Regions from separate parts of the Homo sapiens genome. Here region 1 is linked to region 2. Evidence: read pairs that join two places in POLR2A ChIA-PET (ENCODE). Cell type or tissue: MCF 10A. All regions are shown on one strand.

Evidence for each region. ChIA-PET counts read pairs that join two places held together with the same protein. Peaks named below come from ENCODE experiments on the same cell type or tissue, not always from the same donor. Only the 100,000 strongest peaks of a DNase experiment are listed, where the experiment ranks them.
Region 1: POLR2A ChIA-PET joins it to region 2 with 6 read pairs; 5 of 35 experiments call an interaction of 5 or more read pairs at or near these places.

What each region holds. Positions count from the first base shown.
Region 1 is chr3:52,578,075-52,586,074 of GRCh38, forward strand. PBRM1 (polybromo 1) reads right to left here. Exons shown (of 32, transcript NM_001405607.1): 23 at 980-1,125. Among named protein-coding and RNA genes, the nearest start is that of UQCC5, 45 kb to the left of the region's middle. In MCF 10A, no CTCF peak of the experiment used is centred here; no DNase peak of the experiment used is centred here.
Region 2 is chr3:52,666,276-52,674,275 of GRCh38, forward strand. It overlaps PBRM1 (polybromo 1), which reads right to left. Exons shown (of 32, transcript NM_001405607.1): 4 at 2,223-2,370. Among named protein-coding and RNA genes, the nearest start is that of PBRM1, 16 kb to the right of the region's middle. RefSeq lists enhancers at 1-133, 134-633, 5,013-5,182. In MCF 10A, no CTCF peak of the experiment used is centred here; a DNase peak (open chromatin) is centred at 4,706.

The DNA of each region.
Region 1 (8,000 bases), 88 kb before region 2:
GGAATCCTTTCTCCCTGGATATTCACATTATTCACTTTCTCAGTTTCTTCAAGTGTTGGTTCAGCTGCCGACTTCTCAGTGAGGCCTATATAAACCATTCTCCCTGCTCTGACCATGGGACCCCCTTCTCCCCTTGTTCTCCTCTATTTTTTCTACGGCACGTATCATGACCTAACATACTATACACTTTACTTATTCAAGATGTTGTTTGTCTTCACACTAGAAAAAAGCTCCCCAGGAAAAAGAATATTTGTCTGTTTTATTCACTAATGTATCCACAGAGCCTGGTAAATAGTAGGTATAATAAATGCTTACTGAATGATGAACAGATATAAACTGAAGCCTAGAGGGCTAAATCATTCACCTAAGGACCTACAACTAACAGAGCTGGGACTCAGGGAATGAACTACTGTTCTTAGCCACTATCCTCTCCTACCCAACCCTATACCAGACTCTGCTGTGTTTGCCATTCAACCATACTGTCATCCTTTTGTCATTTACTTGTTCATCAAATATCTGAGGCCCTACTATGTTTCATGCACTATGATTTGAGCAGGGAATACAAGGGTGAAACCTGACAATAACACAATGAACACCGATATGTGATATATACGCTAAGGAGAAGGAAATATGTGGTGCTTTGAGAGTGTGCAACAGGGAGACTTAACCCATTCTGCAGTGGACAGGAAAGACTTCCTTTTAAGAAAGTGTCACTTCAAATTTATGCTAAAGGAGTTTACTGTATGAAGTAGGCAGGGAGATTTCTGAGCTGAAAGTTCTGTAAATAGTGGAAGAAAACAAAAGAGCCCAAAGGGATAATTTAAGGAAGAAAGTGTGGTTGGAGGGGAACATGGTGTGAGAAGAAGCTGGAGAAACTGCCAGGGGAAGGACTTTTGTCTTCATCCGAAGGGTGACTAATTTCTACTGGTTCCAAATTTCTCAGATTCAACCTCATCTTCCCTAATTCAATGACACTCACCTGCCCACACGAGGACGCACCAGGCCATGGGACTTGATGAAGACACAGTCGCCAACCTTCAGCCACATGTCATTGTAATGGAGCTGCTCAAAGTAGTGGCAACCTGGTTCACCATTGGACATTTCCACAGGGACATCTTCTTTTTCCTGTTGTAAAGAAAACTGGCTGAAGAAAGGTAGTTGATAATCAAGGAATAGAGAAGGTAAGAAACGAAAGCAGACTTTTCTTTCACATTAACTTAAAAGAAAAAACCACCATTGGTTACGTGGCTCACGTAATCCCAGCATTTTGGGAGGCCAAGGCAGGACGATCGCTTGAGCCCAAGAGTTTGAGACCAGCTTGGGCAACATAGTGAGACCTTGTCTCAACTGAAGAAAGAAATTAAAATAAAAAATTAGTTGGGCATGGTAGCGCATGCCTGTAGTCCCAGCTACTCAAAGAGACTGAGGTGGGTAGATCACTCGAGCTCAGGAGGTCGAGGCTACAGTGAGCTAGGATCACGCCATTGTACTCCAGCCTGGGCGACAGAGCAAGACCCTGTCTCAAGAAAAAAGTAAATTAAAACAAACAAACAAAAAAACATAAAGAGAAACTCTGAAGGAGGCTAGGAAACAAAACAATTAGATTATTGAAATAAACGAAGACTTATCAAGTATCTATTTGAAATTTCTAGTTAATTTTCATAAAACAATATTATCCCAAGATGCTTTTATCCTGTCTCCCTCCTGCTCTCAATTCCCACTGCCTTTAGAAACAAACAAAAAAACTGGAGAGGATTTATCGGTATTTAAAAGCAGACTCATTCATGCATTACTATAGTGTAAGGGGCAAATTCTATACAAGCTTCCTCTCTATCACATTTACTGGGCTCCCTTAATGTCTTAACATTAACAATTGATAAGATTTAGGCCAGGCACAGTGGCTTATGTCATAACCCCAGCACACTGGGAGGACAAGGTGGGAGGACTGCTTGAGCCAGGAGTTCAAGACCAGCCTGGGCAATACAGTGAGATCTCATTTCCAAAAAAATTTAAAAATTAGCTGTCTTTGGTGACATGCGCCTGTATTCACAGCTACTTGGGAGGCTGAGGTAGGAAGATTGCTTGGGCCTGGCAATTGGAGTTTGCAGTGAGCTGAGATCGTGCCACTGCACTCCAGCCTGGGAAACAGAATGAGACCCTATCTCAAACAAAAGAAAACAAACCACAAAAAACAACTGATAGATCTAAAATTTTTACTATTTTGATTTATTCCAACATGGAAAGGAATAGCATAGCCTCTGTGATATAAACATGCTTTTTTTGTTGTTGTTGTTGTTTTTTTGAGACATAGTCTCCCTCTGTCGCCCAGGCTGGAGTGCAGTGGCGCGATATTGGCTCACTGCAAGCTCCGCCTCCCGGGTTCACGCCATTCTCCTGCCTCAGCCTCTGGAGTAGCTGGGACTACAGGCACCCGCTACCATGCCCAGCTAATTTTTTTTTTGTATTTTTAGTAGAGACGGGGTTTCACTGTGTTAGCCAGGATGGTCTTGATCTCCTGACTTCGTGATCCACCCGCCTTGGCCTCCCAAAGTGCGGGGATTACAGGCGTGAGCCACTGCGCCCAGCCAAACATGCTCTGTTTTTTAATAAATTACAGCATCTGTCACCTAATGACTGCTATGGCTTTGGGCAAATTATTTGACCTCTTATGCCTTAGTTTCCTCATTTGTGAAATGAAGATAATGATAGTGTGGCCACCAGATAGGGTTGTTTACGAAGCTTAAGTGACATAATCCATGCTCAAGTACATAGAAAAATGCCTAACTCATAAAAACCACTTAACAGACATCATTATTACTGTTGTTTTATAGTCCTGACTAAAAAAGAAAAAGCAAAAAGAAGATACTTCTCACTAATGTAAAGATGGTAAAGAAGAACCATCATTTACTGAGAACCTAGCTGATAATCGGCACAAGGCTAGATGTTATAAATATATTAACTCCAAAACATATATAAGCTGAGGAAACTCCAAAGCCTCCAAGTTTTCTATAGCATCTTCCTGAGAATACTTCAAACTTCACACTTAAAAAAATTCCTCCTTCACAATGTCCAAATAATTTAACATTCTGATCTTTATGACTTCAAATGTGATACTGAAATGGTATTCTTGGAAAATGATTAAGAATGAGGGAAGGCCGGGAGTGGTGGCTTACGCCTGTAATCCCAGCACTTTGGAAGGCCAAGGCAGGCGGATCACTTGAGGCCAGGAGTTCGAGACCAGACTGGCCAACATGGTAAAACCCCATCTCTATTAAAGATACAAAAATTAGCCAGGCATGATGGTGCGCGCCTGTAGTCCCAGGAACTTGGGAAACTGAGACACAAGAATTGCTTGAACTCATGAGGCGGAGGTTGCAGTGAGCCGAGATTGTGCCGCTATACTCCAACCTGGGCAGACTCTGTCTCAAAAAAAAAAAAAAAAGAATCAGAGAGGTTCCATATACATGACAGGCAAGGGACATCTGAAAGAATGGAAGCTGTGAATAAAACAACCCATGAGATTAATAATACCTTTTCCTTTAAGGAATGGGTTCTATTCTAAAGTAATTCTTTTTTTTTTTTGATACGGAGTCTCCCTCTGTCTCCAGGCTGGAGTGCAGTGGCGCAATCCCGGCTCACTGCAACCTCTCCCTCCTGGGTTCAAGTGATTTTCCTGCCTCAACCTCCCGAGAAGCTGAGATTACAGGCACGTGCCACCACGCCTGGCTAATTTTTGTATTTTTAGTAGAGACAGGGTTTCACCATGTTGGCCTGGATGGTCGTGATCTCCTGACCTTGTGATCTGCCCGCCTCAGCCTCCCAAAGTGATGGGATTACAGGCATGAGCCACCGAGCACGGCCTAAAGTTATTCTTTAAAAAAGTTCCGGTCGGGAGTAGTGGCTCTCACCTGTAATCCCAGCACTTTGGGAAGGTGAGGTGGGTGGGTCACCTGAGGTCAGGAGTTCAAGACCAGCTTGACCAATATGGTAGAAATCCGTCTCTACTAAAAATACAAAAATAGCCGGGCATGGTGGCACACGCCTGTAGTCCCAGCTACTCAGGAGGCTAAGACAGGAGAATCACTTGAACCTGGGAAGTGGAGGCTGCAGTGAGCTGAGATTGCGCCACTGCACTCCAGCCTGGGCGACAGAGCGAGACTCCGTTTCAAAAAAAAAAAAAAAAGCTCCTGAATGACCTGTCTTGGTCATATAATATTGAAATAAAGATATGAGACCAAAAAAGACCAAGTAACTCATATACAGAGAGTTCCTAGAGACTTCTAAATACCAGGTAAGAAATCTAAGTTAATTATCATGCTGACTTCCATTGATAATTCTTTTTTTTTTTTTTTTCAGACGGAGTCTCGCTCTGTTGCCTAGGCTGGAATGCAGTGGCGTGATCTCAGCTCACTGCAGCCTCCACCTACTGGGTTCAAGTGATTCTCCTGCCTCAGCCTCCCAAGTAACTGGGATTATAGGCACCTGCCACCACGCCAACCTCCTCAGCCTCCCAAAGTGCTGGGATTACAGGTGTGAGCCACTGCACCCGACCGGATAATTCTGCTTTTAAAAGAAATTATTTTATGATTCCAACACATTCCCATACTGATAAAATATAAAAAATCACATTCTTTCCCAGCCCCATGATGTCGCCTCTTACGTAGAATCTTTCGGAGCACCTGTTTGAGTACTACCATTGGAGCATATTCTTTGCCATCAAACTGCTGGGTCAAAGACACCGGGCCGGGCACGGTGGCTCACGCCTGTAATCCCAGTACTTTGGGAGGCCGAGGCGGGCGGATCATGAGGTCAGGAGATCGAGACCATCCTGGCTAACACGATGAAACCCCGTCTCTACTAAAAATACAAAAAATTAGACGGGCGTGGTGGTGAGCGCCTGTAGTCCCAGCTACTCAGGAGGCTGAGGCAGGAGAATGGTGTGAACCCCGAAGATGGAGCTTGCAGTGAGCTGAGATCACGCCAATGCACTCCAGCCTTGGGGACAGAGTGAGACTCCATCTCAAAAAAAAAAAAAAAAAAAAAAAACTAATAGGGGCGGGGGCGGTGGCTCACACCTGTAATACTAGCACTTTGGGAGGCCGAGGCAGGCGGATCATCAGAGGTCAGGAGTTTGTGACCAGCCTGGCCAACATGGTGAAACCCTGTCTCTACTAAAAATACAAAAATTAGCTAGGTGCGGTGGTGCACACCTGCAATCCCAGCCACTCAGGAGGGTGAGGCAGCAGAATCACTTGAACCCAGGAAGGCGGACGTTACAGTGAGCTGAGATCACGCTACCGCACTTCAGCCTGGGCAACAGTGAGACTCCATCTAAAAAAAAACAAAAAAAAAAACACCAATAGGAGAAAAGTGTGTGTGGTCTCATCCTATACCAGGCTACACATATTATCAGTCTTTTCAACTCTTGCCATCCTGTTAGGTATTATACAAACTATTAGGTTAACTAATACATGTTTTTTGCTGCCTTCTTTCCGTAAATTATCTATTTGGGCCTCTGCTCATTTTTGTAGTCCTACTTTCCCCCCTAGACCCTAAAGAGCTCTTTGTATATTAGAAACAGTAACCCTAGACTGTTTTATTAACCTTGTATTTTCAATCATAAATCAATAAAATGATCAATGGTTTTATATAATGAACAGAAAATCCTCGTCTATTCCAAGTTTATTATTGAAAAAAAATTATAGGTAAATTACTGTTTTTCTAAATTAAATAAAATTCTAAAAATCTTCTGTAGAGACAAGGTCTTGCTATGTTGCCCAGGGTGGTCTGGAACTCCTGGCTTCAACTGATCCACTTGTCTTGGCATCCCAAAATGCTGGGATTACAGGCGTGTGACACTGTACTGGGTTTTAATTTTGTTTTTTAACTGTAGTTTTATAAAATGTAATACATCTGGCAGGGCAAAGTTCTAATTTTTAAATTTAAAAAAATCCCTCAGTTCACTATCAAAGGGCAAAGCTCTCTTTCATACCCCTTTTTCCCCCTTGTTTTCTGGTGACTGTCACATATTTATTCTTAATAAGAATGCTAGAATAATTTTGTCAAGTTTCAAAAACAATCTATGCAAGTCTTTTATGTCCTTCAGTAAATTTTTTTCCTAGAGGTTCTATATATTCCTTGTTAAGGTTATTTCTTAATTTGTTGTTAGTGTGAAATGGATATTTTCTCCCATAAGATTTTTCTAACAGTTGCTAAAGTGTATTCAACACTTTCACTTTACTTTCAAAAGTCTTACTAGTTTATATATGAAGACTATTCATTTACATATGGATTTTGAAATTTCTATTTGCTAAATTTTCTGTTTCCAACCTTTTCAGTTAATTTCCCCCAATTATCTGCAGAAAAGTATTCTTGCTTTTTTTTTTTTTTTTTTTTTTTTTGAGACGGTCTTGCTCTGTTGACCAGGCTAGAGTGCAGTGGTGCAATCACAATTTACTGCAGCCTCTACCTCCTGGGCTCATGGGATACCCCCATCTCAGCCATCCAAGTGGTTGGGTCTACAGGCATGTGCTACCATGCCTGGCTAATTTTTGTACTTTTTGTAGAGATGGGGTTTCACCATGATTCCCAGGCTAGTCTCAAAATCCTGGACTCAAGCGATCCACCTGCCCTGGCCTCCCAAAGTTCTAGGATTACAGGTATGAGCCAACACGCCTGCCATCTTGCTTCTTTATTGTCAATATTTTTACTGCTTTTGTTTATCTAACTACATTGGCTAATTTCAAAAAATATTAAGTAACACTAGAACAGTAAGCCCCTTTGTCCAGTGTGTAAATTTAAAAAGGAATTTGTTTTATAGGCTTCAGGCTTGAGACACAAATATGAATTTAAAAAAAAATTACACTAGAAGAAATACCTATTGAAAGTCTTAAAAAAAATCAAGATGGGTTCTCTACCAAATAATCTTTCCTTTGATCTAATGGAATAATGAATGAAATTTAAAGATCTCCCTAACTTTGAACAATTCTTGCTTTCTTAGAATGAATTCCCACTTCTTGGTCATGTTGTTCTCAAAGAAGTAATTTGATTTCACTTACTTTTTCCCCCAAGTAATTTTTGCATCAATATACATGAATAAGACTGAGTTGCAGTTTTTTGTTTTTATTTTTCAGGTTGTGAAATCAAGATTATCTTGGCTTTGCAAAACAAACTGGAAATTTCTTGTTCTCCCTGCTCTGAAACAGCTTCAACAGTATAATAATCATAGGTCCCTTAAAGAAAAAGTCACCTATGGAACTGTCTGACCTCAGTACTCTTTGGGGTCAGTTCTATGATACTTTAAAAAATTTCTTCATGTTGTTGTACATTCTGTATTATATCTCTTCTTGATTCCATTTTGGTAATTTGTAATATCCTAGACAATTAGCCATTTTATTTAGGTTTTCAAATTTATTAGCAGAAATATACAGTCTTTACATTTCTTCCACATTTATTTATTTATTTATTTTTTGAGACAGAGTTTCGCTCTTGTTGCCCAGGCTGGACTGCAATAGCACGATCTCGGCTCACTGCAACCTCTGCCTCCTGGGTTCAAGCGATTCTCCTGCCTCAGCCTCCCGTTGGGATTACAGGCACCCACCACCTCACCCAGCTAATTTTTTGTATTTTTAGTAGAGACAGGGTTTCACCACGTTGGCCAGGCTGGTCTCGAACTCCTGACCTCAGGTAATCCACCCATCTTGGCCTCCCAAAGTGCTGGGATTACAGGTGTGAGCCACCGCGCCTGGCCTTCTTCCACATTTTGTGTCGAAGTTTAACCCCTTTCTTTTCCCATTATTAGATAGTTGGCAGTTTATCTAATTGGACTTGTCAAATAATTAGCTCTTAGATTTACTTTAAAAAAATTTTTTGTTTTTTTGAGACAGAGACTCACTCTGTTGCCCAGGCTGGAGTAGAGTGGCGTGGTCTCAGCTCACTGCAGCCTCCGCCTCCCAGGTTCACGCCATTCTCCTGCCTCAGCCTCCTGGGTAGCTGGAATT
Region 2 (8,000 bases):
TCACGCCTGTAATCCTAGCACTTTTGGGAGGCCGAGGCAGGCAGATCACCTGAGGTCAGGAGTTCAGGACCAGCCTGGCCAACATGGCAAAACCACGTAAAAATACAAAAATTAGCCAGGCATGATGGTGGGTGCCTATAATCCCAGCTACTCGGGAGGCTGAGGCAGGAGAATGGCGTGAACCTGGAAGGCAGAGCTTGCAGTGAGCCGAGATCGCGCCACTGCACTCCAGCCTGGGCAACAGAGCGAGACTCCATCTCAAAAAAAAAAAAGAAATGGCAAAGGGTCAAGTATAATTAACCTACTTTCTAACCAGAAAAAGAAGTATAAAGCAAGCTGGGCATGGTGGTTCATGCCTGTAATCCCAGCACTTGGGAGACCGAGGCGGGTCAATCGCTTGAGCCCAGGAGTTCAAGACTAGCCTGGGCAACACGGTGAAATCCCGTCTCTATCAAAAATACAAAAAATTAGCCATGTGTGATGGTGCGCACCTGTAGTCCCAGCTAATCAGGAGGCTAAGGTGGGAAGATTGCTTGAGCCCAGGAGACAAGGGCTGTAGTGAGCCAAGATCACACCACTGCACTCCAGCCTGGGCAACAAAGGAGATCGTGTCTCAAAAAAAAAAAAAAAAAATTATAAAGCCAAAGTAATTAAGATAGAAATAGAACGGCCTAGTAACAGATAAACTGGCCTGTGGAACAGAATAAAAGGACAGAAACAGATCCATGAATACATGGAAATGATGACAGCAACGATTGCGAACAAACGCAGAGAGAATAGTGTTGGTTATACCTGTGGGAAAAAAATTGATTCCTACCTTATAAAAGACAAAAATCAATCCCAGCTGCATTTATTCCTACCTTATAAAAGACAAAAATCAATCCTAGCTGCATTAAAGGCTTATATGAAAGACAAAACTATAAAACTTTAAGAAAAGCATACTAATAGAAGAATATCTTGGGCAAGAGGAATCTCTGAAACAAGATACAAATAAACCCAATTTAAAGATTGATAAATTTGATTAAACTAAAATAAAACATTTCTGTTCATCAAAAAATACCATGAAAGGTGAAAAGATATGCACACAGTGGGAGAAGATATTTGAAACACACAAAATCAAATAAAAAAAATAAAAAAACTGAAACACATATAATCAAAAAAGGTTTACTATCCACAATAATTAAAAAATTTCTATGGCCAGGCATGGTCGCTCACGCCTGTTGTCCCAGCACTTTGGGAGGCCAAGGTGGGTGGATCACTTGAGGTCAGGAGTTCAAGACTAGCCTGGCCAACATGGTGAAACCCCATCTCCACTAAAAATACAAAAATTAGCCAGGCATGGTGGTGGGCACCTGTAATCCCAGCTACTCAGGAGGCTGAAGCAGGAGAATCACTTGAACCTGGGAAGAAGAGGTTGCAGTGAGCTGAGATCGTGCCACTGCACTCTAGCCTGGGCAATAGACTTTGCCTCAAAAAAAAAAAAAAAAAAAAAAAATTTCTAAAGCCAGGAGTGGTGGCTCATGTCTGTAGTCCCAGCTACTCATGAGGCTGAGGCAGGAGGATCACTTGAGGCCAGGAGTTTGAGACCAGCCTGAGTAACATAGGGAGACTCTGTCTCTAAAAAAAAAAAGAAAAAAAAATTCCAGAAATATGAAAATGACTAACAAACCAAGAGAAAAATGGGCAAAAGATTTGAGCAGACAGAGAAATAAGAATAGTTCATAATCACATGAATGTGGGTTGGGCACAGTGGCTCACGCCCATAATCCCTGCACTTTGGGAGGCCAAGGCAGGCAGATTGCTTGAGCCCAGGAGTTCAAGACCAGCCTGGGCAACATGGTGAAACCCTGGTCTCTACAAAACATGCAAAAATTAGCTGGGCATGGTGGCACGTGCCTATAGTGCCAGCTACTCAGAAGGGTGAGGTGGGAGGATTGCTTGAACCTGGGAGGCGGAGGCTGCCATGAGCCAAGATCTCACCACTGCACTCCAGCCCGTGTAACAGAGCAAGACCCTGTCTCAAAAGATAATAAATTAAAATACGTAAATAAATAAGAAATAAAAATCATATGAATGTCCAGTCTCTTTACGAATAAGACAAATGCGAACTCAAGCCACAAAAAGAAACTACTACTCACCTGCCAGGTTTATAAATATTAAGAAGCCAATTATCAAATTGGTATCTTCCAATTGGTATCTTTCCAAATTTCATAATTTCTTACCTTATAATAGGACTTTGCATTGTTAAAAAGAAGCTGGAAGTCAGCAGTCAGCAAATTAACATCATCATACTCTTCCATTTTTAGTTTCTGTTGGATTTTCATCAAGTCAATGGGCTGAGAAACCACTTCATAATAGTCTGGTTGATTTCTGTTATAATTTAAATTTTTTTAAAGGAGATTAATCTGAAGCTTACAAAAAGTTTTATTTCAAAACTATTTATGGTAATGTTCAACATTCCAAGTGACAGAGCATATTAGAATCTTTCATGGACTTTGAAGCTTACTTAAAAAAAAAAAAAAAAGAAAAAAATCTGCAAAAAAAGAAAAAGAAAAGCAAGATGCACACTCATTCCCTTTTCAAAACATACGTTAATGATATAAAAACCTAAATTAACACCTGTGATGGTCTTTTATATGCTAACTGTTTAATGTTTAGGGCACCAACGCTAAACCCATGTCAATGGTATCCTTTATAAATGAAGATGACTTACCTTTCATAGTGCTCAAAAGTGTGAAAACAGAGATATGTCTCAATACTCTTTATAAACTTACAAAACAGATTCTTTCTTCAGTAAGTGACCACATAAATTTTTTCTGCCAAGTACTATCAAATGCCTATCATAAATGCTGCTACAATAGCAATTACTAAAATTACAAGGGAGGAAGATGAGCCCTTGGCTTACGTAGCTTAACAAAGATGAATGGACATCAGATACATCTAAACACAACCAAACTCTTCGGAAAAAAAAAACCATGGGACTAAGAAATACAAAATTTGGCTTAGTGGTTATACCTTGCAGGAGAGGGGTAGTGAGGAACACACAAGAAACTTTGTAGGTAATTATAATGACAAAATTTCTTAAAATAATTAAGTAATTTCCTTCTTTAATTCCTTAAGTAATTTTAATGACAATTTCTTAAGTTCCCAAAATAACTTCTTGGGTTTAGGGTTCATGGATGTTTAGTATTTTTTCTGGCTTTCTTCAAATGAAGTTCCAGGAGACAAGTAAACCTACTGAAAAACGATGTGACTATTTTCTCAATTCTCCCACAGGGGTAGGTATTCAGCCCCATTCTAGATGTGTAAGAGATAAGTTATTACAAATAACATCATGGCGATTAAGGCTTAAATCTCTCTTGGAACCTTAGCTGACAGGTTATAGCCATTCTTTTATTACGTATAATATATTTAAATTATTTTTAAATTTGTATTCTGACATAAAAGTTGCAAAAATAGTACTTTTTTTCTGAACCATTTGAATAAGCTCTGACATGATGCCCCATCACGCCTGATAATTTAGTGTTTGTTTCTCACAAATAAGGACCACAACTCAACCATCAAAACCAGGAAGTGAATGTTAATACAGTACAGTTGACCACTGAACTGTGCAGGTCCACTTATATGGGAACTCTTTTCAACCAAAAAAATCAGAATATTGAGAAATCAGAGAAAAAGCAGAAAGAATACTGATGTTGTCAGTGGTATCAAGGAACCTTCTCACAGCACACATTAGGGCTCTGATAACTTAATATCCAAGATGGTCCTCTCCATCTGGGCCTACAGGACCCACAGTCCAGTGCTCCTTGCTGAGGCAGGACCCCAGCAGTGTCTCAAGCTAAGGGGACTATCTGTAGACAATTGAGAATTCAATGAGAACATGTGCCTAGAAAGGACACTATCCCCCAGAATCACTGCTACAAGGTTCCTCACAAACATTTTTAGAATTACCACAAAGACAAAAGAAAAATCAGGATCCCAACCTCTCACTCTATGTCATATGGTCAAAACAGGGTCCCCCCATTTCAAAATGAAATACTTCTAATTTCTAACAGTACTAATTTTTTCTGAAATCAAACATACAGAAAACCATCAAAAGTAAGAATCATCCTTATAATCCAGAATAAATAGCACCATTTGCATTTTTATAGACATTCTTCCAGACTTCTCTATAGGCACATGTACACACAAACCAAATTTAACATAAACAGGATTATATTGTATGTTCTTTCAAAACAACTTTTCTCTTTCAACAATAGATGAGGGCAGTCTGGCATATGGCTGCAAAATAACCAAAATGCAAAGTTTTAATCAGAATAATGAGAAACACTAGCCCTGGTGTGCAGACAGCCTGCCGGCTACTCCCTACCCCATTTTCCCTTCTTCCCAGGATGACAGCATTCTAAGCTGCTGCATGGCTACTAAAGACTATATTCTCAGCCAGCATGGTGTTGCATGCCTGTAGTCCCAGCTACTTGGGAGGCTGAGGGAGGACTGCTTGAGCCCAGGAGGTCAAGGCTGTAGTGTGCAAAGATGGTGCTGGTGAGTAGCCTGCATTCCAGCCTATGTGACATGGTAAAACCTCGTCTCTAAGGAAAACAAAGCAAAACAAAACCTTAAAGACCATATTTATTCTCCAGCCTCACTGCAGCTAGATTCTAGCCAATACGAGAGCTGAAGTGTGTCATATCCAAGTCATGTCCTTAACATTCATTCTTTTTCCATACTGGCTGGAAGGCAGTTGTGGTAGTGAGTCATCTCAGACCATGCAGGCAAGGGTGATACCACAAAGACCGCAGAATAGAGTTGGCTAATACTTGTACCTTGACAACTTCACAGAACAGGACTTTTACACAAGAGAAATAAATTTCTCTTTTGTTTCAGCCATTGTTGATTTGCATGTCCTAGCACAAAGCAGACTAATACAGTAACTGAAACAAAGTATCAAAAAGATATTCACAAATTGTGTAGCTCTGAGCAATACTAATTCTCATAAATACTTGAGAAAAAAACATACATTCCACAGAGGAGCGTCAGAAAAAAGGCACCATTATCTTCGAGGTTGTAACATGACAGTGGTCCAGCACCCAAGGTGTGTATCCTCTGCCCCTCAGCACTCGCCTGCCAGCAAAAAGGAGGCAGCAGAGGGACGGTATCTTCTATAAAAGTTGTTTTGTATACTTCAGTGTGATGCTGCTACTCTATACCACATAATGGTTAAGAGCACAGGCTTTGGAGTCAGAACGACTTTAGTCTGAACACCAGTTATCTTTTAGTAGTTACAAGAACTTGTGCAAGTTCTCACCTATAAACTGTGATAACTCAGAATTTTAAATAAGATATGATTGGGAAAATGCTTGGTATTGTGTCTAGAATGTGGCAAACAATAAATACATGCTTTTACTACTTTATGCTAATTAAATGACAACTTTCAGAAGACTATTATTGATAAACCAACTCAAATATGGAGACAGTTACCTCATTTTAAAAACAATGCTTCCTTTTTGGCCATGGCTAATTTGCTAATTTACAGGGCTCTCCTAATTCAGGATGATGACACTGCATTCTCAGTGGCTTGCTCGTTGAGGTGAGAAATTTGCCTCCAGTTCAACTTAGAGCTTGGTAACTACCCACTGTAGCATCAACAATCATGAATGAATCTAAATCTTTAGTTAACTCACAGCTTTCTACAGCTGCTGTAACAAATTACCACAAACTTCAGGGCTTAAAACAAAACCCATTTATTATATTAGTTCTAGAGGTCAGAAGTCCAAAATGGGTCTCACTGGTCTAAAATCAAGGTATTAGCAGGGCTGCATGCCGTCTGGATGTTCTAGTACGGAGCATCTAGCGAAAAAGGTTTCCTTGCCTTTTTCAGCTTCTAGAGCTCACCTGCATCCCTTGGCTTGTAGTCTCCTTCCTCCATCTTCAAAGCCAGCACTACAGCATCTTCAAATCTCTGACTGAACTTGTCTCCCTCTTCCCCATTTAAGGACCCTTGTGATTACACTGGACCCACATGGATAATCCAGGATAACCGCTCCAATTCAAGATCAGCTGATTAGCAAACTTAATTCCCCTCTGCCATGTAACACAATATATTCACAGGTTTCAGGGATTAGAATGTGGAAATATTTGGGCACCAGTTTTCTGACTAACACACTCATATACGTTTTCAGAACAAATAACTTCAATTTCCAGAGGTTTTTTTTTGGCTTTTTTTTTTTTTTTTTTTTGAGTCAGAGTTTCACTCTTGTTGCCCAGGCTGGAGTGCAACAGCGTTATCTCCGCACACTGCAACCTCTGCCTCCTGGGTTCAAGTGATTCTCCTGCCTCAGCCTCCCGAGTAGCTGAGATTATAGGTGCACACCACCACGCCCGGCTAATTTTGTATTTTTAGTAGAGATGGGCTTTCTCCATGTTGGTCAGGCTGGTCTCGAACTCCTGCACTCAGGTGATCCACCTGTCTCGGCCTCCCAAAGTGTTGGGATTACAGGCATGAGCCACCACGCCTGGCCAATTGCCAGAGTTTTGAAGAGAATAGTGATTATATTTTGACAGCAAGAGAGGAAAGATGTTCTAGTTAGGGGAACATACCTTCCATAGGAAGTTGTGTGCAAGATGCCTCTCTGTGTAATTTAAAAAACTGATCCCTTTTAACTATCACTGTGACAACTTCAATACAGTCTTAAGAGCTATTAATTTTTTTTATTAATTTTTAATTTTTTTGAGACGGAGTTTTGCTCTTATTGTCCAGGCTGGAGTGCAATGGTGCAATCTCAGCTCACTGCAACCTCCGCCTCCCGGGTTCAAGCAATTCTCCCACCTCAGCCTCCCAAGTGGCTGGGATTACAGGCACCCACCACCACGCCCGGCTAATTTTTGCATTTTTAGTAGAGACAGGGTTTCACTATGTTGGCCAGGCTGGTCTCGAACTCCTGACCTCAAGTGATCCACCCGCCTCAGCCTCCCAAAGTGATGGGATTACAGGCATGAGCCACCGCGCCCAGCCATAAGAACTATTAATTTTTATACTGCCTATGTGAACCAGGTGTTAAAAAACAAAATGAAACAAAAAAATTAAATAATTTAAAAAACATGCTTCACTCTCGGCCAGGTGCAGTGGCTCATGCCTGTAATCCCAGCACTTTGGGAGGCTGAGGCGGGTGGATCACCTGAGGTCAGGAGTTCGAGACCTGCCTGGCCAATATGGCAAAACTCCGTCTCTACTAAAAGTACAAAAAAAATTAGCCAGGCATAGTGGTGTATGCCTGTAATCCCAGCTACTCGGGAGGCTGAGGCAGGACAATTGCTTGAACCCAGGAGGTGGAAGTTGCAGTGAGCCAAGACTGTGCCACTGCACTCCAGCCTGGGCAACAGAGTGGGACTCCATCTCAAAAAAAAAAAAAAAAAAAAAGCTTCTTTCTCAAGGAATTAGAGAAAAGAAGAGCAAACTAAACCCAAAGCTAGCAGTAGATAATAAATAGAAAGGAGGGCCAGTGCAGTAGTTCATGCCTATAATCCCAGCACTTTGGGAGGATGAGGTGGACAGATCACTTGAGGTCAAGAGTTTAAGACCAGCCTGGGCAACAAAGTGAAACCCTATCTCTACTAAAAATACAAAAATTAGCCAGGCATGGTGGCACACGCCTGTAATCCCAGCTACTTGGGAGGCTGAAGCATAAGAATCACTTGAACCTGGAAGGCAGAGGCTGCAATAAGCCATGATCACGCCACTGCACTCCAGCCTGGGCAACAGAGCAAGACACTGTCTCAAAAAAAAAATATATATATAGATATATATATAGAATGCAGATAAACGAAATTAGAGAATAGAAAAACAATTTTAAAAATTAAACAGTTGGTTTTTTTAAAAGATCAACAAAATTGGTAAACACTTAGCTAGATTAACTAAGAAAGAAAGAGCTGAGCACGGTGGCTCACGCCTGTAATGCCAGCACTTTGGAAGGCCAAGGTAGGCGGATCACCTAAGGTCGGGA